2 separate regions of the Mus musculus genome follow, and region 2 is linked to region 1. A link is a loop called in an ENCODE intact Hi-C map of the cell type or tissue named here. Cell type or tissue: left cerebral cortex. All regions are shown on one strand. Links, peaks and the distances in the headings refer to the core of each region. The heading gives the core; the rest is flanking DNA. Region 1 holds the start of Gm35520 (a long non-coding RNA gene). Region 2 has its middle 48 kb from the start of G630064G18Rik.

Region 1 (12,031 bases), core at 1,664-9,663:
GTAGCCCAGGTGCATACTCAGCCTGTGGTTTGGGTGGGGCAGAGAAATGAGGCATCAATTGCCGCGAGTTGGGCAATGTACAGACAGGCAAATACTGAAAGTCAAGTCCCCAAGGAATGCAGAGCCGCAGCCAGAATAAACATTGCAAAACTGGGTCAGCAACTCAGGGGCCCAAACAGAACACTAAGGTAAAGAGTCCAAATGGGTTAGCAAAACAACGAAGGGAATGGCTGAGCGATGCTCTCCACAAGGAGCCAGAGACAGCTCTCTGAGGTCAGCTGACTGCATTTAGAACTAATATAGATCCAGAGTAATGTCAGCCCCACCTATGACCCACAGGATCTCCCTAGATCCACCTGATAGAGCGCTCCCAGGAGGACCAGAGCTTGCATTTCTAAGGTAGAATGTTCCATTGTCACTGTGGACAAAAGTGACTGCAGCTATGGCTGGGTCCAGTGTCCCGGGTCAGGCAGTCACTGAAGAAATCGTGATCTGAGAAGGATGTTCTAGGTCAGTGGCTCTCAGCTTCCCTAATACCGTGACCCTTTGATACAGTTCCTCATGTTGTGGTGACCCCCAACCATAAAACTATTTTCATTGCTACTTCATAACTATAATTTTGCTACTGTTATGCATCATAATGTACATAAATATCTGATATGAATATCTGATATGTAGGACATCTAGTATGCCACCCCTGAAGGGATTGCGACCCATAGGTTGCTGGTGCAGATAGTTTTCAGAGGATAAAGATAGAAGGAGAAAGGTTACAGAGTCTACATAAAGGACTCCGGTGGTCTTCTGATTTCTTAAAGTTTAGGTCTTCAAGCATATTAAGGAAATGCTAGCATCTTCCCCTGGGATGTCCTCCTTGAGGAACTGACAGCCATTAACTCACGTTTTTTGTTTTTTGTTTTTTTTTTCTTGACAATCGACTACAGTTATGTCTAAGTGCCAGTCAACTGCAAGTCTATTATAGAATGGACTGTCCTTGGGGAAAGCGTGCAGTGGTACAGTGTAGTGTTCGAGCTGGCATTGAGGGGATACATTAGGTATTTGGATTCTCCACTGAACTACGGAAGTTTCCTGAATTACCCTCGTACTGACTGTACTAATGTCGATCGATGACTTGGTTAGCTAAGTAAACTGCAGACATTAGCCCTGGGCATGCAGTTTTTGAGTGTGCCCTACTCTCTGTCAGCACCGTGTGGTCCCACCCCTACCCCCCACCCCACCCCCGCTGCTGCCACCTCCCCCCGCCACGCCCCTCCCATCCCGCCCCCCCCCCCCGAAGTTAAACACCCACCCGAGAACTCAGCCGGTCAGGGTGGGCTTGATTTCTCTGATGCCCTTCTCATTCCTTGTTGTCATTCCCCCCCCCCCCAGGAATAAGCACCTGACCCAGTGAGGGGACACGGGCCAGAGCTCTGGGGTGTTCCATCATCCCCAAGAGACATATGAGGAGTAGGAGGTTGCTTTGGTGCAGCTGCTTTGTGACATCATTGCAAATTGAAACCTACTCAAGGAAGTGCAGCGGCCCAGAAAACTGAGAGAAGCAACCAGGGCAAAGACAGAGCTGGCTCAGTGGGTAAGAGCTAAAGGCACAAGTTCAATTCCCAGGATCCGCGGGTGGTTTACAACCACTTGTTAGTCCAGAGCCACAGGGATCTGACCTTCCTGCCCTCTTGGGTTTCTGTACTAGCACACACACACACACACACACACACACACACACACACACACACACACACACACAGACACACACGCAGTTAAAAAGAAAGTAAACCTGAGAGAGGGATAGGGTGGAAAGTGTGTGTATGTGGGGGGAGGGGGAACAGGAACCAGCGTTTAGAAAACGCTGTCCTTGAGCAGAGTCCTGGTTCTCGGAGTTAATACTGCTTTTTATTATCTAAGCCAGTTTCAACACGGGTTTCTGATCACTACAGTCAGTGTTGCTCCCCGTTCTAGAGATGAAAAAAGTGGAGGCTTAGAGAAGCTGAACCACGTTTCCCAGCCTCCACCAACTTCTTCAAACTGTGTGGCACCCTGTTCTCAGCACTGCGTGCCCATCACCATCTTAATCAGATCTCCACGAAGCCTTTGCAAGATCAGGCCTGTGGACGTTCCCTCACAGAAGGGTCATTAGGCCTTCACCTGACTCTCCACCCACTCCCTCCTCACCCACCCTTCACCCAGCTCTGCAAAACTCGGCCCTGGCTGCTCGCCATCTTTTGAAATGGTAGAGCATGCAGAAGGTACATGGTTAACTGAAGAAGGGACACTCTCTTCCGTTGCCGAGGCCGACAGCCATGCTGACATGGGACTTTACAGCTCTGTGGCTGTCTTGCAGTCTCATACATTCCTATGAGTAACCCCTCAACCACGCTTCGGTCAGAGAGCTCAGTAAGTTATTAGTTCACTGAGCTAGACGCGGACAAGCTGTTTCTTGGGTCTGTTCCTGGTGCCCTATTTTGGGTGGATAGACATTTGTTTATGTCTCCTAGGAAAAGTCAAGCATCATGAGAGTAGGTTGGAGTTTGAAGTGGCTTAAGCCTGATTTTCTTTCTTTCTTTGTTTCTTTTTCTTTTTTTTCTTTTTCTCGTTTCTTTTCTCTTCTTTCTTTCTCTTTCTTTCTTCTTCTTTTCTTTTCTTTTCTTTTCTTTTCTTTTCTTTTCTTTTTTTTTTTTTTTTTGTTTTTCAAGATAGGGTTTCTCTGTGTAGCCCTGGCTGTCAAGGAACTCACTCTGTAGGCCAGGCTGGCCTCGAGGCCTCAGAAATCCGCCTGCATCTGCCTCCCAAGTGCTGGGATTAATGGTGTACACCACCACTACCTGGCTTAGCCTGTTTTTCCTTATTCTGTTCTGTTCTGTCTGTCCTTCCTCCTGCCTTTCTTTCTTAATGTTCATTTAATGAGTATGTATGTATGTATGTATGAATACTACATGCATGTAGAAGCCCATGGGAGTTAGAAGAGAACAATGGATCCCCGGAATCAGAGTCACTGACAGTTGGGAGCTCTCATGTGGGTACTAGGATCCAAACCTGGGTCATCTACAAAAGAGCAGCAAAGGAGTCTCTGAGCCATCTCTCAGGTGCTGCAAATCGATTTTATTATCCCATACAAGATATCACTCGTGGGCAACATGATTTACCTATCTCTTGGTCTTAAGATGATAGGCTGTGGATGTGAATGCAAAGGGTTCTGATCATCCTGATGGCTCCCACCCAGGACAGCATCCCTTGTTGAGATGCATGACCGAAAACCAGGTCAGGATGCCTCTTTGGTAGGCCTTGTACTGTAGGAACCCTGGACTCATCTCTCCATGTTGCATAATGACTTACTCATCCTTCATGAGTCATCCTAAATGTCTTTTGCCTAGTAAGGAGCTCCTCCTACATGCAGGATGGGCCTGCTCCTGGCACTACATGCTCTCTAGTGTCTACAGGTCTTCTATGCATTACGAAAGTTAAGCAGTTGGTTAACATGCCTTGCTGCCAAAGTCTTCCAGTTTTAATTTCATTCCTAACACACCTGTCCACCAGCCATTACTTTGGTTTTTTCACAAGTTGTGTGTGTACTGACTGAGACAAAGAGAATACCTAAGAGGAGTGGGTAGTCAAGGTGGAGCCCTCAGGAGGCAGGAGGATGGGATTCTAAGGTCAGGTGTAGAAAAGGCTGGCTTCCACATGCCTAGAGAGATTATGCTGCAATGTCAGCATATAGAAAGGAAGTCGAAGGAAACACAAGAGAAATTTCATTTATTTTAGCATAATGATGGAAATTCTACATGTAGGAAAGACAGAAAAACTTTATATCACGTATTTATCATTACACACACACAAATAAGCCTGACCAAATTCTTTTGTTAAGAGAGTTGCATGGTGGCACACATTTAGTCCCAGCACCCAGGAAGAGACAGGTGAGTCTCTAGGAGTTAGTGGTCAGGCTGGTCTACTTAGTGAGTTCTAGGACAGCAACGGCCCCACAGGGAAACCCTGTCTCAAAACAAACTAAGAATGACCAGGTTATGGAAGACTTTATGGACTGACCTGGTTGTGGGGACCCCCAAGCATAGAAATTATTTTTTTGTTGTTACTTCATAACTGTAATTTGGGTGCTGGTTGTTGCTGTTTCTTTCTCTACTTAATTCTCCCCACTTTTGCTCTTTCCCCTTCTAGTTTTCTGGACTCTTCACACTTAGGGACCTCCCTTCTCCTCCCCCTAGTTAATGTCTATGTGTGTGTACACACCTGAGTGCTTGTGTGTGTGGGTAATTGGCAATGAATATTCATAAGCTTTTAACTAGAGGGGAACTGAGCATTCACAAAACAATAGAAATAACAATTTCATTACATGAGAGGGAAACCACAGTGTGGCAGAAAGGGAGGAGGGGGTGCTTAAGCTTAGACATTGGCTGTCAGCACACACAGCTATCAACCAAGGAAACACAAATGAACTCATAGTGAGAAATGTCCCCGTGTCAGTCGCTGTAACTCGTGATGGAAACTAGCTCATTTTTGGCTGTAGAAATGCTATCAAGGGAGCAAGAAGGAGGGGGCTGGCTGGTGAGGTGAAAACATCCCTGAGGGTACTGTCTGAAAACCTCCCAAAAATCCAACTCCCACTTCTTCACCAACTCTGATCTCAATGGAATCTGGCCCCTTAGAAAGATTAGGGAACAACCAAGCCAAACCTCTCATCTAAAGACAAAGACTCTGAGCCAATAGATAAAAGGAACCTTAACACTAGCACCACAGACCAAGCAGAACCAAGAGGAGAAAGGGAGGGGGGCTGGGGAGGAAGGAGAGAGGGCAAGGGGAAGGGAAGGAGAGGAAGAGGGGGAGAAGGGAGAATCCAACATGCTTTCCTCCAAACTTGGCTACTTTATGGGATTATTAGCAAAAACAAATAAGATATCATTAATAACTAAAACCTTTACACATGTATTTTGTAAAAATGTGTTTAAAAAGGATACCCACCGCCTATCCTCAATACTAAGCAAATTAGAAATAGCTGCCAGGGCTGGAGAGGTGGCTCAGTGGTGAAGAGAACAGGCTGAAGACCAAAGTTCACTTCCCAGTACCCACCTGGTAGCTCTCAGCCGCCTGTAACCCCACCCATAACTCTGATGCCCTCTTCTGGCCTCTGTAGACATTGAACACATGTGATACCCAGACCTACTCCTGCATCCGTACACATAAGAATAAATAGAATTTAGAAATAACTGCCACCATCAAAATAAGCAAATCCATTGCTCTTCTAAAGCGCTGTAAAGTTACTTAGATGGAGACAGAGAGAGCTAGGGAACTCCAGAGTCTGTGATGGGGATTGAAAGCTCTGAGAACCAGCTACAGACACTGTGAAAATCCCAATAATGGGAGGAGAAAGAGCAACTTAGGTAAGTGAATTAAAGCAAGCAATTAATTAAAGCAAGCTTGTTAAAGTTCAAGTACACAGGCTGCCTCCCTTAGGGTGAGGCTTAAGAGATCAGCATTGGATGCTGGCCGGACATAACAGAAGATAAGGCTTTTATCGCTCAGAGGTAGGAGCTTTCCAAACGGGGCTTTGGAGGGTAAAATAGGTGAGGTTATAGGGGCAGAACATAAGCATGACAGGTTCCTCACAATGACCTCCTGAAACAAAGGCGCGATTGCAAGGTGGTCAGAACAACAGGTAGTCATAACAAGGTAGCCATAACAATCCTTTTGAAACAAGGTAGGGCTGCAGTTACAGGATGCTTATTAACATTTTGAAACAAAGGCATGATTGCCATTACCAGAACATGCAGTACAGAATTGTTCGTAGTTAAGGTTACAGGCAGAGCATAGCCCGATCCTTGAGAAACAGAGATTTAATCATAAACAAGAAGAACCTAGTTTGTATTTTATAAGATGCCTTTGAAGCCTAAAATGAACACAGTCTGGTTCTTCAATTATCTCCAGGGTTATTTCTTAAATGTGTATAAGGCCCTGGGGTAGGATCTGGGGATGCAGAAGTGATACATCACCCTACTTCTGTCTTACAATTTAGAAAGAGGAGATGTAACTAATACATAAACATAACACAATTATGACATGATGATGTTGGGACCCCCTGTGGGGACAGTGGGAAGGAAGGACATAAGCCTCCCGAGAGAAATGAGATCATTTTGAGGAATTACTAAATCAGAAAAGGATGCTGTTAAGGAAAGAACGTTCTAGAGTAATTTCAGACTCACTTATGTTCAACAGTAGCAGAGACAATGGATAATGACTAGGAAAGATATCATCAGGATGAAAGTTCATTCAGGAATTACATGCTATAAATAAAATATTCCTTCCATCAAAAAAGAGCAAGGGATTGCCATCTGTCTGAAATTGTCTAACTATGTTAAGTAAAGTTTCTAAGGCTCATTTGACTCCTAAAATGTTATTTCTACAAAAACACAATTACTTCAAAATCAGCTATACGCATGACTAAATGCAGACAATTGGTGCTTATGAAACAGTGACTCATACCCCCACAGTGTCTCCTAAAAGCTGACTGCTCGCCAAAGCTGTGTCGTTATATATAGACGCACCAGTGCTTACAAAACCCATTGTTTTCAAGCCATTGCTGGAGCACAGCTAATTTCCAGAACAGAAACATATTAACTTTGCTACCAACAGATGGCAGTAATGGCTATATAGCAATGTTCCAGCTGGAGAACAGATTGGCAAGGAGTTAGCTCTGTCTTCTTGCTCCTGTACATGTAGAACCAAGGGACTTTATTGGCATCATTTGCTCCATTGTCTTTGTTTGGTTGTTCGGTTAGTTTTGTCTTTTCAAGACAGGGTCTCACTAAGAGCTCTGGCTATCCTGGAATTCACTCTGTAGTCCAGGCTGGCCTCTGATGCACACAGATCTGCCTGCCTCTGTCTTCCTAGTGCTGGGATGAAAGGCATGTGCCACTATGCCTGGCTTAGTAGTTGTCTATTTTTAAAGACGTCCACATATGTAGTCTTGGAGACAAACACAATTTCTGAAAGGATTCATGTGACAGTTAACCCTGTCAATTGGACTAAGTTAGAGATACCTAGAGGATTAGCAACCTAGTGTGTCTGTGAGGGTATCTCTAGAGAGGCCTGATACATGAGAGAGAGACGTGTGTGACATGGCACCATCCAATAGGCAAGGGCCAAGATGAGGTGAAGGTGAACACAGGAAATGACTTAGCTCTTTCAAGTTTCACTCTTCCTGATAGATATCCTCCATCTGATCTTATCTCTGGGAGACATCACTTCTTACAAGATCTGGTTTGTGGGTACATCACAGTTTACTTCTTCATGACTCAAGAGTCCCAGCATGACTGTCATAAAAGAACCAGACAATGTTTTCATGTTCTCCCTACCCTGCAAGTCTCACATCATCATTTGCAAAGAAATGCACGGATTCAAAAGGAGGGCATATATGAGACACTTCTTAATGGATGGTCCAGAGATTCACAGACATGTTTGTAGAGACACCACAAAGGCCTATGTATGGTGTGTGTGTGTGTGTGTGTGTGTGTGTGTGTGTGTGTGTGTGTGTGTGTGTAAAGATAAAGACATAGTGTATATGTGCCGTTGAACTCTCATCTTTTCCTCTATCCTCTAGCCTAAATATGAAATCATCAATGATGCTGGACCAAAGGGAGTCCAGGTATCACCGAGATGCCAAACAGAAGGGTACCTCCACATTCATGGTGGAGCACATCATCGACTCTTCACCAGCTACCTGCATGTTAAGGAAGATATTATCTGGAGTGCTCTACATATGGCAAACACCAATGTGTGCTGATTATCGAGATCAGCTGGACAAGCAGTGAGAACCCTGCTCATTAGGCCACAAGAGTAATCCCGAGGGGGTAAGAAAAAAAACCTCACCAGCCCCCTGAAAGTATAGGCTATTATTAATTCATCTTTACCTTGTAGGATGAAATTCTGTGTCTGACTTGCTATGTGCAATCAGAGAAACCCTAAAACAGTGAGTAAATTCTCGAGGCCTGAGACCACATGGCACCTAGTGCGGTGTGCCCTGAAGGAGGTGGACCTGGGAGCCAAGTTCCCATGCTCATCTTGTTAGATTCTGACGTTATTATATTGTTACAGAATGTAGTGACATTATTATATTATTACATTCTTTGATCAAAATGTTCACACTTCTCAAGGCTGAACACTATAATCAAAGCTGAAAAAATGACCCAAAGCAGCTTTTAGAGTCTATTGATGAGTTTGATCGGGGCAGGCCATATTCCAAGGGCTGCTTAACATAGGTATGAAGTCAAGGACAGGAAAGGTATGGGGAGTCCACTTGAAGCATACAAAGAAACGGGAGTGAGCCGTTCCAACTAGGATCCATGCTATTACTGTCTGAACTCTGCATGCTGACAGTTTTCAGAGAGCAGAAGCCCTGAATTTTACAAAGTGCCTATGAAATTCTTATTATTTTTTTAAAACCTTCTCCCTTCTCTCCTGTTGACTACTTGGGATTTTCCTGCATGTTACACATTGTTTCCCAAATCAAGGATTCCAGCAGAGTTATGATGTCACTCTTCATCACTCACCAGGCTAAGAAACAATCCAAAAATAAGAAAAACGAACAAATGAACGAAAGTCCTAAATTGGGTACTGCCAAGAGCTCAGCTGAATGAATCCTTGCTGGCGACAGATATATCCTTAGGAATGGTCTCTTGCAGATAATTGCTGAGAAGGCTTACGGTTTACTGACCTGCTGGGGTGCACGGAGAATTATTGACTCAGACCTAATTAAATTGTTGCCTGCTGCTTTTTTGAAATTCTGCCAGGGAATCCTTGCTGTCCTTAGCAGAGTCTTTCAGTTGGAGGCTGTGGCTGAACTGTACCAAGGGCGTTTTATGGTAAGTACTTGCCTGGGGTGGATCAAGGAGGGAGTGCATTAAGGACGTGCACGCAGAAATTTCAATGTGAGTTTTTTGTTGTTGTTGTTGTTGTTTTTATATTTTTGGTTTTTAATCTTTAAAATTTTTTTTTAGTATTTCTAGGTGTTTCTCCAATTTTTGGAATTATGAATTTGACTTAGTATAGCTTATGGGAATTTCTTTTTAAATAGGAGCTCCATTGACACTCCTCCTGGTTTCTTTTAACATATTACACCCAGGGACATTTTTAAACAATGTATTCTGCTGCAGAGATGTGAATACACAAGTCATCTGGGATAACGTCACACAAAAGGGTAAGCTTAGAGATGGCGACTGCTCTTCCAGAAGACTCAGGGTTAATTGCCAACAGCTCTGGCAGCTCACAATTATTTGCAATAAAATACACAATGGTATTTGTACAACTTACAAATTTTTTCTGGAGTCTATCCTCTCCTGTGTCTCAATCGAGAGTAGTTAAATTATGTATTATTGTTTCTTAGAAATGTGAAGACAGGATACAAAGGCCAGGTATTGCTCCTCGAGTGATCAGTAAACGATTTAAAAAAATAAAAAAAAACCCAAAAACCTGGAATATGCCCTGCCCAACCCAGTCTTCAAGTATTTTTTACATCACGCTGCCTGCCTATCAAACCATGGAATTTACAACTAGCGTGCAAAACAGAAAAAAAAAAATCTCATCTTCTCAAGGCCTTCATTGCAAGCATGCAGAATAATCATTTGCCCAAGACTGTCTCTTCTGGAGAAGACCCTCGGATTCCAATTATAATGTAAAAGCCCTCTCTGCCACCATAGGTCAGATAGAAATCCTAAGATTGCGTTAGCTACTTGAATCCTTGCTGGCGACAGATATATCTAACAGAACAACCTAGTACAGGAGGGATTAGTTTACAAGTAGTTCAGGGATACATTGCCATCATGGTAGAAAGGGCACCAGAAGGGAACACTTCCTTCCCAAGAGTAGCCTGGGGAAAGAAACTGGGGCAGAAGTGGGGCCAAGCTATAATGCTCAACGCTGCCACTGCCAACAGGGTAGCAACCAACCCATTTCTTCCTGCGCACAAGCTCTCCAAACAAGCTCTCCAAACAGTGTCAGCGGGGAGGGAAGGACTGTTGAAACACTAGAACCTGTGTTGAGACATTGCACATTCAAACCATAGTGAAAGCCTTGAAGAAGAACCCCACCCCCACCCCCAAGGAAGGTTGAGATCAACTTGAGAATTTAAAAAGAGTGTCACTTTCCTGTTAACCAAAAGCTGTGGGATTGCTATGGGGGAGGGGTAGATAAATGACATCCTCCAGTCAATGAGCTGCTGTCACAGTCTGAGGAGCCCACTTGGCAATGTCGCACCAAGCCTTATGGGAGTTTGCCCTGTCTCATTATTATTCTTATGTTTAGCAATTCAAGGATCATGCCTAGGAAACAGTGATGTCCTTTTACACACGTGGACTCTAGAAACAAAGAAAGTTTACAGTATTGCCCGTTGTAGTTCGGTACGGGGTTGCCTACAGTATTGTAGAAACAGCTTTCCTAAAAACTTGACAGAAGAGGCAGAGAGGAGCCTGTTGGGTATAGAGGATAGGTATCAAGTTCTGTGTGATGTCAACCCTGTGACATAGGAAGCCTGGTGTGGGGAGCAGGGTGTCCTGTGGAGACTAGGTGTGGGGAGGCCGCACAGTTTATGTTCATGTGAGCACACACTGTGATGTAACACATTCTCCTAAGCCTGCCTTTTCAGAATGAGTCTTTACCTTTAAGCAAGAGCTTAGAGACATGACTGTATTAGGAAGGATAACCTTTCCATGGTTGAGACTCCAACAACAAAGTACTGTGACAGAAGGGGGAGAAATGACATTTATTGTTTGTTAACAGAAGAAAATGCTATACAAACCCAAACAAGTTAGGAAAAAAAAAGAGAGAGTGCTTTGAAATTTATATATAAGAAATGGTAACTGAAATTTATTTTAAAAAATGGTAATTAACTGAAATAACCACTTATTATGATTTGAAAGCTGATGTTGAAATCCTTACAACCTCAACAGAAAAAATTATAGGAAATGGGAGATGAAAGACAATTGAAGTTTGGAACAAACCAAAGTAAGAAAATGGATACTCTGAGGGCATTTCTCAGCGAAAGAAAGGGGAGGGAGACATCTTACCTCCCTTCCTGACTTCCCTTGGGGGCATTTCCTGTATGTTAAGATGGCTGCTCTGCTTTTGGCTTTTGAGTGAAGCCCTGGGTCCTTCCCTTCTCAGGGACTCCTTGAGGCCCCTTCTATTTAGCAGACTCCCCTAGGGTCCGTTCACTTGAAGTGCTCTGTCTAGAGCTCAGTAGTGTCCTTACTACCCACCCCTCTAGCAGCAGCAGATCTGAGGCTCTCCTGATGTTTCTGTCTATTTGTGTGAGGTCACAATGCTGCAATCAACACCAAGTTAACTCCTTATTGGTGCCTGAATAATTCTAAGAAATTTACAGTGGAGCACAATCTCTGTATCAGCAAATATAAAAAAAGTTCCTTTTTCCAACAAGCAGAGCATAGGGAACGTTTCCCAGAGGTACATTTGCCGTTCTTAAGGCTGAGTAGAGGTTGCTTTGAGTGTTTTGTCTCTTTGTTCTTCATGTCTCTCTAAGCAATAGGCTGTTGCTCACACACACAAATAATATGGCTCAAGCATCTCCTATGAAATGGAGTTTATTTGTATATAAGCTACACATACCTTCCCATATGATCTATGTCTTTAAATTGATAGAAATATTAAGTAACCCAGCTATACTACTCCTGGGCTCGTACCCAGAAGATGCTCCAACATGTCATAAGGACACATGCTCCACTATGTTCATAACAGCCATATTTATAATAGCCAGGAGCTGGAAAGAACCCAGATTTCACTCAACCGAGGAAGGGATACAGAAAATGTGTTACATTTACACAGTGGAGTACTACTCTGCTATTAAAAATGATGGATTTATGAAATTCTTAGGCAAATGGATGGAACTAGAAAATATCATCCTGAGTGAGGTAACACAATCGCAAAAGAACACACATGATATGTTCTCACTGATAAAGGAATATTAGTTCCAAATACTCAAAATACAATTCACAGACCACATGAT
Region 2 (12,031 bases), core at 2,023-10,022, 880 kb after region 1:
GTTGAGCATTTTTTCAGGTGCTTCTCTGCCATTCGGTATTCCTCAGGTGAGAATTCTTTGTTCAGTTCTGAGCCCCATTTTTTAATGGGGTTATTTGATTTTCTGAAGTCCACCTTCTTGAGTTCTTTATATATGTTGGATATTAGTCCCCTATCTGATTTAGGATAGGTAAAGATCCTTTCCCAATCTGTTGGTGGTCTTTTTGTCTTATTGACGGTGTCTTTTGCCTTGCAGAAACTTTGGAGTTTCATTAGGTCCCATTTGTCAATTCTCGATCTTACAGAGCAAGCCATTGCTGTTCTGTTCAGGAATTTTTCCCCTGTACCCATATCTTCAAGGCTTTTCCCCACTTTCTCCTCTATAAGTTTCAGTGTCTCTGGTTTTATGTGAAGTTTCTTGATCCACTTAGATTTGACCTTAGTACAAGGAGATAAGTATGGATCGATTCGCATTCTTCTACATGATAACAACCAGTTGTGCCAGCACCAATTGTTGAAAATGCTGTCTTTCTTCCACTGGATGGTTTTAGCTCCCTTGTCGAAGATCAAGTGACCATAGGTGTGTGGGTTCATTTCTGGGTCTTCAATTCTATTCCATTGGTCTACTTGTCTGTCTCTATACCAGTACCATGCAGTTTTTATCACAATTGCTCTGTAGTAAAGCTTTAGGTCAGGCATGGTGATTCCACCAGAGGTTCTTTTATCCTTGAGAAGAGTTTTTGCTATCCTAGGTTTTTTGTTATTCCAGATGAATTTGCAAATTGCTCCTTCTAATTCGTTGAAGAATTGAGTTGGAATTTTGATGGGGATTGCATTGAATCTGTAGATTGCTTTTGGCAAGATAGCCATTTTTACAATGTTGATCCTGCCAATCCATGAGCATGGGAGATCTTTCCATCTTCTGAGATCTTCTTTAATTTCTTTCTTCAGAGACTTGAAGTTTTTATCATACAGATCTTTTACTTCCTTAGTTAGAGTCACGCCGAGATATTTTATATTATTTGTGACTATTGAGAAGGGTGTTGTTTCCCTAATTTCTTTCTCAGCCTGTTTATTCTTTGTGTAGAGAAAGGCCATTGACTTGTTTGAGTTAATTTTATATCCAGCTACTTCACCAAAGCTGTTTATCAGGTTTAGGAGTTCTCTGGTGGAATTTTTAGGGTCACTTATATATACTATCATATCATCTGCAAAAAGTGATATTTTGACTTCCTCTTTTCCAATTTGTATCCCCTTGATCTCCTTTTGTTGTCGAATTGCTCTGGCTAATACTTCAAGTACTATGTTGAAAAGGTAGGGAGAAAGTGGGCAGCCTTGTCTAGTCCCTGATTTTAGTGGGATTGCTTCCAGCTTCTCTCCATTTACTTTGATGTTGGCTACTGGTTTGCTGTAGATTGCTTTTATTATGTTTAGGTATGGGGCTTGAATTCCTGATCTTTCCAAAACTTTTATCATGAATGGGTGTTGGATCTTGTCAAATGCTTTTTCTGCATCTAACGAGATGATCATGTGGTTTTTGTCTTTGAGTTTGTTTATATAATGGATTACATTGATGGATTTTCGTATATTAAACCATCCCTGCATCCCTGGAATAAAACCTACTTGGTCAGGATGGATGATTTCTTTAATGTGTTCTTGGATTCGGTTAGCGAGAATTTTATTAAGGATTTTTGCATCGATATTCATAAGAGAAATTGGTCTGAAGTTCTCTATCTTTGTTGGATCTTTCTGTGGTTTAGGTATCAGAGTAATAGTGGCTTCATAAAATGAGTTGGGTAGAGTACCTTCTACTTCTATCTTGTGAAATAGTTTGTGCAGAACTGGAATTAGATCTTCTTTGAAGGTCTGATAGAACTCTGCACTAAACCCATCTGGTCCTGGGCTTTTTTTTGGCTGGGAGACTATTAATAACTGCTTCTATTTCTTTAGGGGATATGGGACTGTTTAGAAGGTCAACTTGATCCTGATTCAACTTTGGTACCTGGTATCTGTCCAGAAATTTGTCCATTTCGTCCAGGTTTTCCAGTTTTGTTGAGTATAAGCTTTTGTAGAAGGATCTGATGGTGTTTTGGATTTCTTCAGGATCTGTTGTTATGTCTCCCTTTTCATTTCTGATTTTGTTGATTAGGATTTTGTCCCTTTGCCCTCTAGTGAGTCTAGCTAAGGGTTTATCTATCTTGTTGATTTTCTCAAAGAACCAACTCCTCGTTTGGTTAATTCTTTGAATAGTTCTTCTTGTTTCCACTTGGTTAATTTCACCCCTGAGTTTGATTATTTCCTGCCGTCTACTCCTCTTGGGTGAATTTGCTTCCTTTTTTTCTAGAGCTTTTAGATGTGTTGTCAAGCTGCTAGTATGTGCTCTCTCCCGTTTCTTCTTGGAGGTACTCAGAGCTATGAGTTTCCCTCTTAGAAATGCTTTCATTGTGTCCCAAAGGTTTGGGTACGTTGTGGCTTCATTTTCATTAAACTCTAAAAAGTCTTTAATTTCTTTCTTTATTCCTTCCTTGACCAAGGTATCATTGAGAAGAGTGTTGTTCAGTTTCCACGTGAATGTTGGCTTTCCATTCTTAATGTTGTTATTGAAGATCAGTCTTAGGCCATGGTGGTCTGATAGGATACATGGGACAATTTCAATATTTTTGTATCTGTTGAGGCTTATTTTGTGACCAATTATATGGTCAATTTTGGAGAAGGTCCCGTGAGGTGCTGAGAAGAAGGTATATCCTTTTGTTTTAGGATTAAATATTCTGTAGATATCTGTCAGGTCCATTTGTTTCATAACTTCTGTTAGTTTCACTGTGTCCCTGTTTAGTTTCTGTTTCCACGATCTGTCCATTGATGAAAGTGGTGTGTTGAGGTCTCCCACTATTATTGTGTGAGGTGCAATGTGTGCTTTGAGCTTTACTAAAGTGTCTCTAATGAATGTGGCTGCCCTTGCATTTGGAGCGTAGATATTCAGAATTGAGAGTTCCTCTTGGAGGATTTTACCTTTGATGAGTATGAAGTGTCCCTCCTTGTCTTTTTTGATAACTTTGGGTTGGAAGTCGTTTTTATCCGATATTAGAATGGCTACTCCAGCCTGTTTCTTCAGACCATTTGCTTGGAAAATTGTTTTCCAGCCTTTCACTCTGAGGTAGTGTCTGTCTTTTTCCCTGAGATGGGTTTCCTGTAAGCAGCAGAATGTTGGGTCCTGTTTGTGTAGCCAGTCTGTTAGTCTATGTCTTTTTATTGGGGAATTGAGTCCATTGATATTAAGAGATATTAAGGAAAGGTAATTGTTGCTTCCTGTTATTTTTGTTGTTAAAGTTGGCATTCTGTTCTTGTGGTTGTCTTCTTTTAGGTTTGTTGAGGGATTATCTTCTTGTTTTTTCTAGGGCGTGGTTCCCGTCCTTGTATTGGTTTTTTTCTGTTATTATCCTTTGAAGGGCTGGATTCGTGGAGAGATAATGGGTGAATTTAGTTTTGTCGTGGAATACTTTGGTTTCTCCATCTATGGTAATTGAGAGTTTGACTGGGTATAGTAGCCTGGGCTGGCATTTGTGTTCTCTTAGTGTCTGTATAACATCTGTCCAGGCTCTTCTGGCTTTCATAGTCTCTGGTGAAAAATCTGGTGTAATTCTGATAGGCTTGCCTTTATATGTTACTTGACCTTTTTCCCTTACTGCTTTTAGTATTCTATCTTTATTTAGTGCATTTGGTGTTCTGATTATTATGTGTCGGGAGGAATTTCTTTTTTGGTCCAGTCTATTTGGAGTTCTGTAGGCTTCTTGTATGTTCATGGGCATCTCTTTCTTTAGATTTGGGAAGTTTTCTTCAATAATTTTGTTGAAGATGTTTGCTGGTCCTTTGAGTTGAAAATCTTCATTCTCATCCACTCCTATTATCCGTAGGTTTGGTCTTCTCATTGTGTCCTGGATTTCCTGGATGTTTTGAGTTAGGATCTTTTTGCATTTTCCATTTTCTTTGATTGTTGTGCCGATGTTCTCTATGGAGTCTTCTGCACCTGAGATTCTCTCTTCCATCTCTTGTATTCTGTTGCTGATGCTGTCGTCTATGGTTCCAGATTTCTTTCCTAGGGTTTCTATCTCCAGCGTCGCCTCACTTTGGGTTTTCTTTATTGTGTCTACTTCCCTTTTTAGGTCTAGTATGGTTTTGTTCATTTCCATCACCTGTTTGGATGTGTTTTCCTGTTTTTCTATAAGGACTTCTACCTGTTTGGTTGTGTTTTCCTGTTTTTCTTTAAGGACTTGTAACTCTTTAGCAGTGTTTTCCTGTTTTTCTTTAAGGACTTGTAACTCTTTAGCAGTGTTCTCCTGTATTTCTTTAAGTGAGTTATTGAATTCCTTCTTTATGTCCTCTACCATCATCATGAGATATGCTTTTAAATCCAGGTCTACCTTTTCAGGTGTGTTAGGGTGTCCTGGATTGGGCGAAGTGGGCGTTCTGGGTTCTGATGATGGTGAGTGGTCCTGGCTTCTGTTAGTAGGATTCTTACGTTTACCTTTCGCCATCTGGCAATCTCTGGAGTTAGTTGTTATAGTTGTCTTTGTTAAGAGATTGTTCCTCTGTTGATTTTGTTACCCTCTATCAGCAGGCGTGGGAGACAAGCTCTCTTCTCTGAGTTTCAGTGGTCAGAGCAGTCTCTGTAGGCAAGCTCTCCTCTCTCAGGGAAGGTGTACAGTTATCTGGTGTTTGGATCTCCTCCTGGCTGAAGGTGAAGGCCCAAAACAGGATCTTTCCCAGAAGCTGTGTTGCTTTGGCCAGGAAGGTGGCCAGTTGTCTGGAGTCGAAGATGTCGCCGCCTCAGAAGCTCTGTGGCTCTTGTCCGGAAGGAGGCCGGCCGTCTGGAGCTGAGGTTGGCGCAGCCTCAGAAGCTCTGTGGCTCTTGCCGGGAAGGTGGCTGGTTGTCTGGAGCTGAAGATGGCGCCGCCCCAGAATCTCTGCGACTCTCTCACCCGTCCCAGAAACGGCTGGCACTCTGTATTCCACACGGTCACCCGTGCAGCCTGCCCTCCGCGGAGTCCCGGAGCCAAGAAGGCTCCCGCCGGCGCCTGTGCCACAAACCTCTCAGGCCGGGCAGACCCCCGTGCTCTCACCAGGAAGATGGCCGGCTATCTCAAGTAGTTTTTACATACTCGCTGGCTTGTTTTCTGATGTCCTTCCTTCGTGGATAACCCTTCAACAATGGAAGTGGATGTACCCACACACACCCACATACACTACCAAGGAACAGCCTCCTCTTGGAGAGGAGTTCTGAGAGAAGGGGTGTCTGGGAACAGTGAAAATATAATCGTGGTCCCAAGCTGGAGCCCATGTTCAGCTTGAGACAACTCTCCAGATTGTCTTTTCTCTGTTCTGCTTTCTCCGGTGATCTCCAGACACCTCCCTCTCTGCTTTCTGCTTGAGACAGTTCTCCAAGCAGTCCTTTCTTGCTATCCTAGAGAAAAAGATGTTCTCTGGATAGCTCATCTCTTGCAGATCATATGTCTTTTATTTTACATATTATTTTACATATCAATCCAGTCATTTACTCCAGGTTCCTTTTGATTTTCCCATTAATTAGCATCCCGTGACCGCAGCCCCTTAATTCTTGGGAGAGAGCAAGCACATTTTTTTTAAAAAACTTTGCTAAAGAATTCAGAGATCTGCCTGCCTCTATTAAACTCAGATGATAAGCTATCTGGATGAGTACTCCTCCTTGAAAGGACCATTTGTACCACACCTGGACCTCACCCTGCTCTATCCGGGCTGAGGAATCTGCATGCCCTTGAAAGCATAAACAAAAAAACTTAGCTGAGTGGGCCTTCCTGCTCCCTGAGTTCCCTAAATCTCTTTATCTCCTTCCGTAGTATCTTTCTGACAAGGTTGCTCACAGCCCAGCTGTTTTTGTTCCTTTAGATTTGTGAATTCCCTCATATAATTCCATATTGCACCCTTATATTTTTGCATGGTTGAGAAATTATGTGTTTTTGAACTCGTGTTTCTTGAGTTCTTATCCACAGCCTTAAGGTCTGTCCAGAAGGTCCCAGTGTTTGCCATTTTGTTGAGACATCAGCCACACCTTTGCCTCCCTGACTCCTGCTGTCTCTGATTATCATGGAGTCAGTAATGTAATCAAGGAGGACATTCCTTGAAGGAGGAAGGTAAATATATGTGTATTATTATACAAACACGACTTATACCCACAGTGGCCATCGATACTCCAGCAGGAACTGTCCCAGGGGCAGGAACAATGTCATTCCACCCCAGCAAAGGCAATCCACAGAGGTTATTTTGTCAGAAATAATTCCTAATGTGGTAAAGCATGGCATTTCTGAATTTTTTTTTGTTTTTTTGTTTTTTGTTTGTTTATTTGTTTGCTTGTTTGCTTGTCTTCACCACAGGAAAGAGAACATTTTGCTGACTTAGCAGTTGTGCCTTCCCATTGTTTTCTACTTCTCATCTGCTGGCGTGTCATTGTTCTGCCACCTGGTGGAACTTAAAGAGATTGTCAGTAAGGACAAAAAGGCATCAGAGCAGAATTAAAAAAAAAAAAAAGACTGTAATTTTGTGAGCTACAAATTGCTACAAACTCTTTGAAACAGAAATGTACTTCGCTTGAGTATTCTGATATAGTCACAAAACAAAAGCAAGGAGGTGGCTCTGTGCTAAAAGCCATTTCCAGGTACATTAGAATATCTAAGAAGTACGTGCCAGGCAATATTAGTAGATTATTATATAACGAGGGTATGGACCAAATGTATTTACACTTGTGTATGTTACATAGACTATAATTTTCGTGGTTATAGTTTGCATGTGAAGTATCCCTCCAAAAGCTTCATGCATTGAAACCCTGGGCTACAGGTGTCAATGTGATTTGGGGGTGGGGGTGGGTTTAGACTCAATTAGGGCTATACCCTTGAGGATATCTTATCCTTGGCCCCTTCAGGTCTTTCTAAGCTTCACAGCTATTATGTAAGGCTATTCTCTGCCCCATGTTCCTGCCAACATGATGTTCTGCCCAAGTGGGTTGGGCCAAGTGAATGTGAACTGAAGCTATAAGCCAAATAAATCTTTTTTCTTATAAGTTGCCAGATATTTTACACAGAGTTGAAAACCAATACATACATGTTGACATCTTCACCGTGATTATCTTGGGACAAAAGACTTAAAGTTAAGGGCTTAATGTCCCTTAAATTGCCTTCCATCTATATTATGTAAAGTTATAATCTTGATCATATATTAATTTAATCACTGTATTTTATTCTTTAATGCCAACTTACAGGACCACAATGGCTTGTACTATAGGAAATGGTATAAAACTTCCCTTTTCCTTTTTGCTGAGCCTTTCAGAAATCAAATTAAGTTGGAATGAAGGGGCACAAAAGAGGTCATGAGAAAATAAGGCAGGAAATGGATCAATGCTAATCTGTGCATCAAGAAACAGAATGGAAAGGAAGGAAAAAATCTTCTCTCAGAAAACATATTTGAAGTATGTAGATAGGCTCTTACCAGAAATGTAGTAAGAAATTAGAAAACACAGTAAAGTTCTGAAAGTGTTCAAACCACTATAATAAACACACCTTTAAAAGAGATTGCATTTAAGTCGTTGACATACAATATCGTTGTATATTTTTGAGTTATATTTTATCTATTTTGATAAAAGTATCTGCTCAGAAATCCTTGTTATGATTAACATATACATAGCTTTTCAAAGTCTCCATGGCCCACAGGCAATCATCCTTTCCTCCACCCTTTCCTAGTCCTTCATGAACCGTCTCACAAACATTGTCACTGCATGCAGCTCAGATTGCATTCTCTCTCTCTGTCTGTCTCTGACAATAGACACTATTTGTCTTGTTTTGTTTTATTTGACATATTTGCTTTGAAAGCTACCCACAACAGTTTATATACCAACGTTTTATTACTTATAAACATTGAGAATCATTCAGAAAACTGTGTGGATGTATCTAATCTTTCTTGCACATCCACTTGGATGTGAAGTTAGGTAGTTTCTAGGTTTAATTATGGTATTTTAGAATTGGTTAGCTAGGGTTTTATTGCTGTGAAGAGGCACCATGACCAAGGCAACTCTTATAAAAAAAAATTTAATTGGAGCTGGCTTACAGTTTCAGAAGTTTAGTCCATTAGCATCCTGGCTGGAAGCATGGCAGTGTCTAGGCAGACATGGTGCTAGAGGAGCCAAGAATGCTATGTCTTGATCCAAAGGCAGCCAGGAGGAGGCTCTCATTCCATACACTGGGTGGAACTTGAGCATAGGAGGAGAGCTCAATCACCATAGGAGTGATATACTGCTCCTAACAAGGCTATGGCTCCTTTAATAAGATATACAATAGTGATATACATCTCTTAACAATTCCACTTCCCATGGGACAAGCATATTCAAAGCACCACAACTTAGCTATGATATTACTTGATATTCTTTTGCATGTAGTTACCAATATTTTTTCTTCAATAGAAATGTATGTTTACAAAATAATTTCAGTTATTCACTTATAAACATCATTTATTTATTATAATATATGATCTGGACTAGCTGGTAGTTCTTCAAGTACAGGGTCGTAAGAAGGAAGGAGCAGGACATCCGAAGATAAAGAAGATAGAAAAATGGGGTCCAAAGAGTATTGCACAAGCTATTTCTTATACCAAACAAGTTTGTTAAGAAGTATAGTATTGGATACACAGTCTTCACGGGGGAAATGGGACAGAGTCAGCAGGAAACTATCACATGACGGGGCGAGGGCAGCAGTAAGCTAATCAATCAATGCTGCACAAAGGGAACCCAGGGTATCTCAAGGGTGTCACAGGCTGAATGCTCAATGACGTTGTGACTAATCATCAGCCAAATATGTACATGTTTTACACAAGGAACTAAGTTCCTCCCGTATACATCAGGGCCTCCTGGAAAGTCCTAGACCTGCCTGGCCCTTAACAATAAACAATAGTCAGCCTCTTATATCATGCCCTTAATAATGCGAGATTAGCCAGCCTAGAAATGCTATTGCTTTGTTTACTTAATTTGTTCCTATCACCTGATGATGTTTGGTAACTTTTAAATTGATCAGGTATGATTTCATCGTCTTTACTCTCTGACATTTTCTTCCCTATGCCACATTAACCTAGTTTTAAAAGGTAATGAAAGAGTCCTTTGCCTTGGGAGATTTTTATATTACAGTCAATAAAAGTATTGAGCAAGCTAAGTATTACTAACATCCAACATTTTAAAACTTGGGGATTTTGAGGAGACTCGCTCCAATTCAGAGGGGTTTGGAGGTGGGGATGTGAGGATTTAAACTAGTTGAATATAGAAATATTTAGACCTCACTCATGTTTCCTGTGCTTTGAATCTAGAATTGTCCTAGAGGTTCTTGCTAATGATTTGTTCCTAACTTGATGCTTTGGGGGAGTGCTAAGGCTTAGCATTGGGGATGTGCCCCTGAAAGATGCTATAGGACTCCAGTGTCTTCCTGTTTCTCTGTTTCCAGTCCCAGTGATGGGAACAGTCTGCTTGTCTTCATGTGCCCCACCAAAATGTGCTGCTTTCTCTCACCCCCAAAATAACAATGTCAACCAACCACTGACCCCAAACCTCAAAACCATCAGCCCATGGAAACCTTTCCACTTTTTTACTTATTTCAACATTTTGTATCAGTGACAGAAAGCTGACAAATATGGATTTTTTATAAATGTCTTGGTCTAGTTATGCAATCTCATGCTGAGCCACTCACAGTAACACCTTTGATAGGCTGTAGGTGGGTGATAGTGACTGCCTACCTTCATTCTCTTTCATTTTTGTGATTATTATACCATCAAGGATTGTTCCCCATACTTTTAAATGTTCAAATAGGCATGGTTAAAACACATCTGAGATAGAGTCTTTTCAAGTTAGATATTGACACATTGAACCAGGCAATGCTCCTGTGACTGTTAATCTTAATTGTCAATTCAACAGGACCAAGAATCTCTGTAATGATAAATCTCTGGTCTGGTCTGTGAGAGTTTGTCTAAAGTAGGCAAACTGAGGTGGGAAGTTGCACATCATGGGTGACACCATTCCCTAGGCTAGGATCCTGGATTGAGAAAGAGACATGAGCAGAAGGCTTCATCCCTCTCTGCATCTTGACAGTGGATATGATGTGACCAGAGGCCTTCTGCTCCTGTTGCCTACCTTCTGGGCCAAGATGGGCTACTTCTCTAGGAACCAGAAGACAAAATAAACACTTCTTTTGGAAGTTGTCAGATATTTAGTCACGGCCATGGATCCAGTAACTAGTATAATTCCACGTAGTAAAATAAGACAGAGGTGACACTGCTTTCTCATTAACGTGGAAGAAAAGTAACAATATGAGATGATTAATTCTCAATTTCAACTTAACTATACATAGAATCATCTAGAAGATATACCTCTGTGAATGCATGTAAGAGTGTTCCCAGAGAGATGTAAGTGTTGAGGCAGGCACACTCTGAATCCATCCCACAGGCTGGATTTCCAGATGGAGTAAGAAGAGCAAGAAGACAGCAAACTGAGCCTTGATCTTTGCTTCCTGACTGTGGATGCAATGCTATTACCATTGTGCTTCCCTACCATGACAGATCCTATTCCTTCTTAGATTTTGATGCAAAACGAAACCTTCTCTTAGTTGTTTCTTGACAAGGACTTGGTCACAGTGATGAGGAAATTAGCTAATATACAAAGCATACATGAAGCATATGGCTAGCTGGAGAGAGCAGGAATCTTAAGTGATAGTTTGAATAATAAGGTACACTTTCTGACACAGCACCAAATTCATGGATCAGTGGTGGGCATTGATTCAGGAGACCTAGAATGTTCACTAACTGTACCTAGTTAGCATACCAGCCCTAGTCATAAGCTTATTTATTTATTTATTTATTTACAAAATGACCTTGTTGCTGTAATAAGTTAAGCCATGGTAGATGAAACCTTATGTAAGTAGATATGGGAAGAAGCCTGGCATCTCTGTTGCTTTTTCATAGGCAAGCTATTTTTGTAGACAAGCAAAAAGGTTGCCTGAAACTTCTCAGGAATTTTGCCTTCTATCTCATTTCCAAAGAACTGATTCATCCTACCACACTTGGCTGTGATGTGGGAGAAGTCACTATTCTCTCCATGTGACAATAGCCAGGGCAAGGGATTAGCTATGTATAGCTATGTATATGTATCATTTTCTCAACACTGTGAGGAGCACCCTGCAAGAGCAGCTTGTGGGAAGGGTTTACTTGTGTACATGGCTTAAGAAGGATACAGTGTAGGTTGCAATGAAGGCATGACTTTGGGAACATGAGGCAGCTAGCCACACTGTATGTCCACATGTAGGAAACACACAGAGATTAATACTATCCCTCAGATACCTTTTCCTTTTTATTCAGTCTAGAACCTCAGCCTATGGAACTATGCCATTCACATTGAAGGCTGGTCTTCCTTCTCTGTTCAACTTCTTGCAAACACCCAGATGGTTCTAAATCTAGTCAAGTTGACGATGAAGAGTCATCATCACAGTGAGAGTAAGCCGCTCTAAAATACCTAACATACTTTTAATTTGACAGTGGTCTTGCTAGCCTATACAACTCTCCAGAGTCTAGCCAAGAGTTGCCTCACTGTGTAAACCAACAAAGACTCTTTTCTCCTGTTAGGAACTTTCATAGTCTTTCAGATGTATTTATTAGTTTCCTTGTTGTGGTTTGAATGTCAAATGTCCCCTCTAGGCTCATGTGACGGACCACTTGGTTCCCATTTGATATTGTTGTTTTGTTAGGCATTTTTGTTGACAGCGATGAGAAAGATCACTAATCCACTTACCTGTGCTGTGCTTGATCGCTCGTTACATATTCTCAGTGTTATTTAGTCAGATCCTGCTTGCTTTATGGAAATTCCTGCTCTATTCTACTAACTTGAGTTTCACATCTTTAAAAGCACAGCTGGGAAACTATTTAATATATATGCTATTTTTAACTTTATATTTAAGAATTGAATAATAACAATGTATGTGTTGTAGGGGTAAAGCTACACATTT

What was found. Peaks named below come from ENCODE experiments on the same cell type or tissue, not always from the same donor. Only the 100,000 strongest peaks of a DNase experiment are listed, where the experiment ranks them.
Region 2: a loop joins it to region 1, with 5 times the contacts of the local background. A loop is called at or near these places in 10 of 42 quality-filtered maps.

What each region holds. Positions count from the first base shown.
Region 1 is chr8:36,187,082-36,199,112 of GRCm38, forward strand. It overlaps Gm35520 (a long non-coding RNA gene), which reads left to right and starts at 1,392. Exons shown (of 4, transcript XR_870363.2): 1 at 1,392-1,588; 2 at 1,969-2,403; 3 at 7,616-8,876. In left cerebral cortex, for the core only: CTCF peaks have their summits at 5,147 (motif pointing left) and 6,641 (motif pointing right); DNase peaks (open chromatin) are centred at 3,351, 5,187, 6,595 and 8,587; H3K27ac peaks cover 308 bases.
Region 2 is chr8:37,066,666-37,078,696 of GRCm38, forward strand. No RefSeq gene overlaps it. Among named protein-coding and RNA genes, the nearest start is that of G630064G18Rik, 48 kb to the left of the region's middle. In left cerebral cortex, for the core only: a CTCF peak has its summit at 6,464 (motif pointing left); a DNase peak (open chromatin) is centred at 6,441.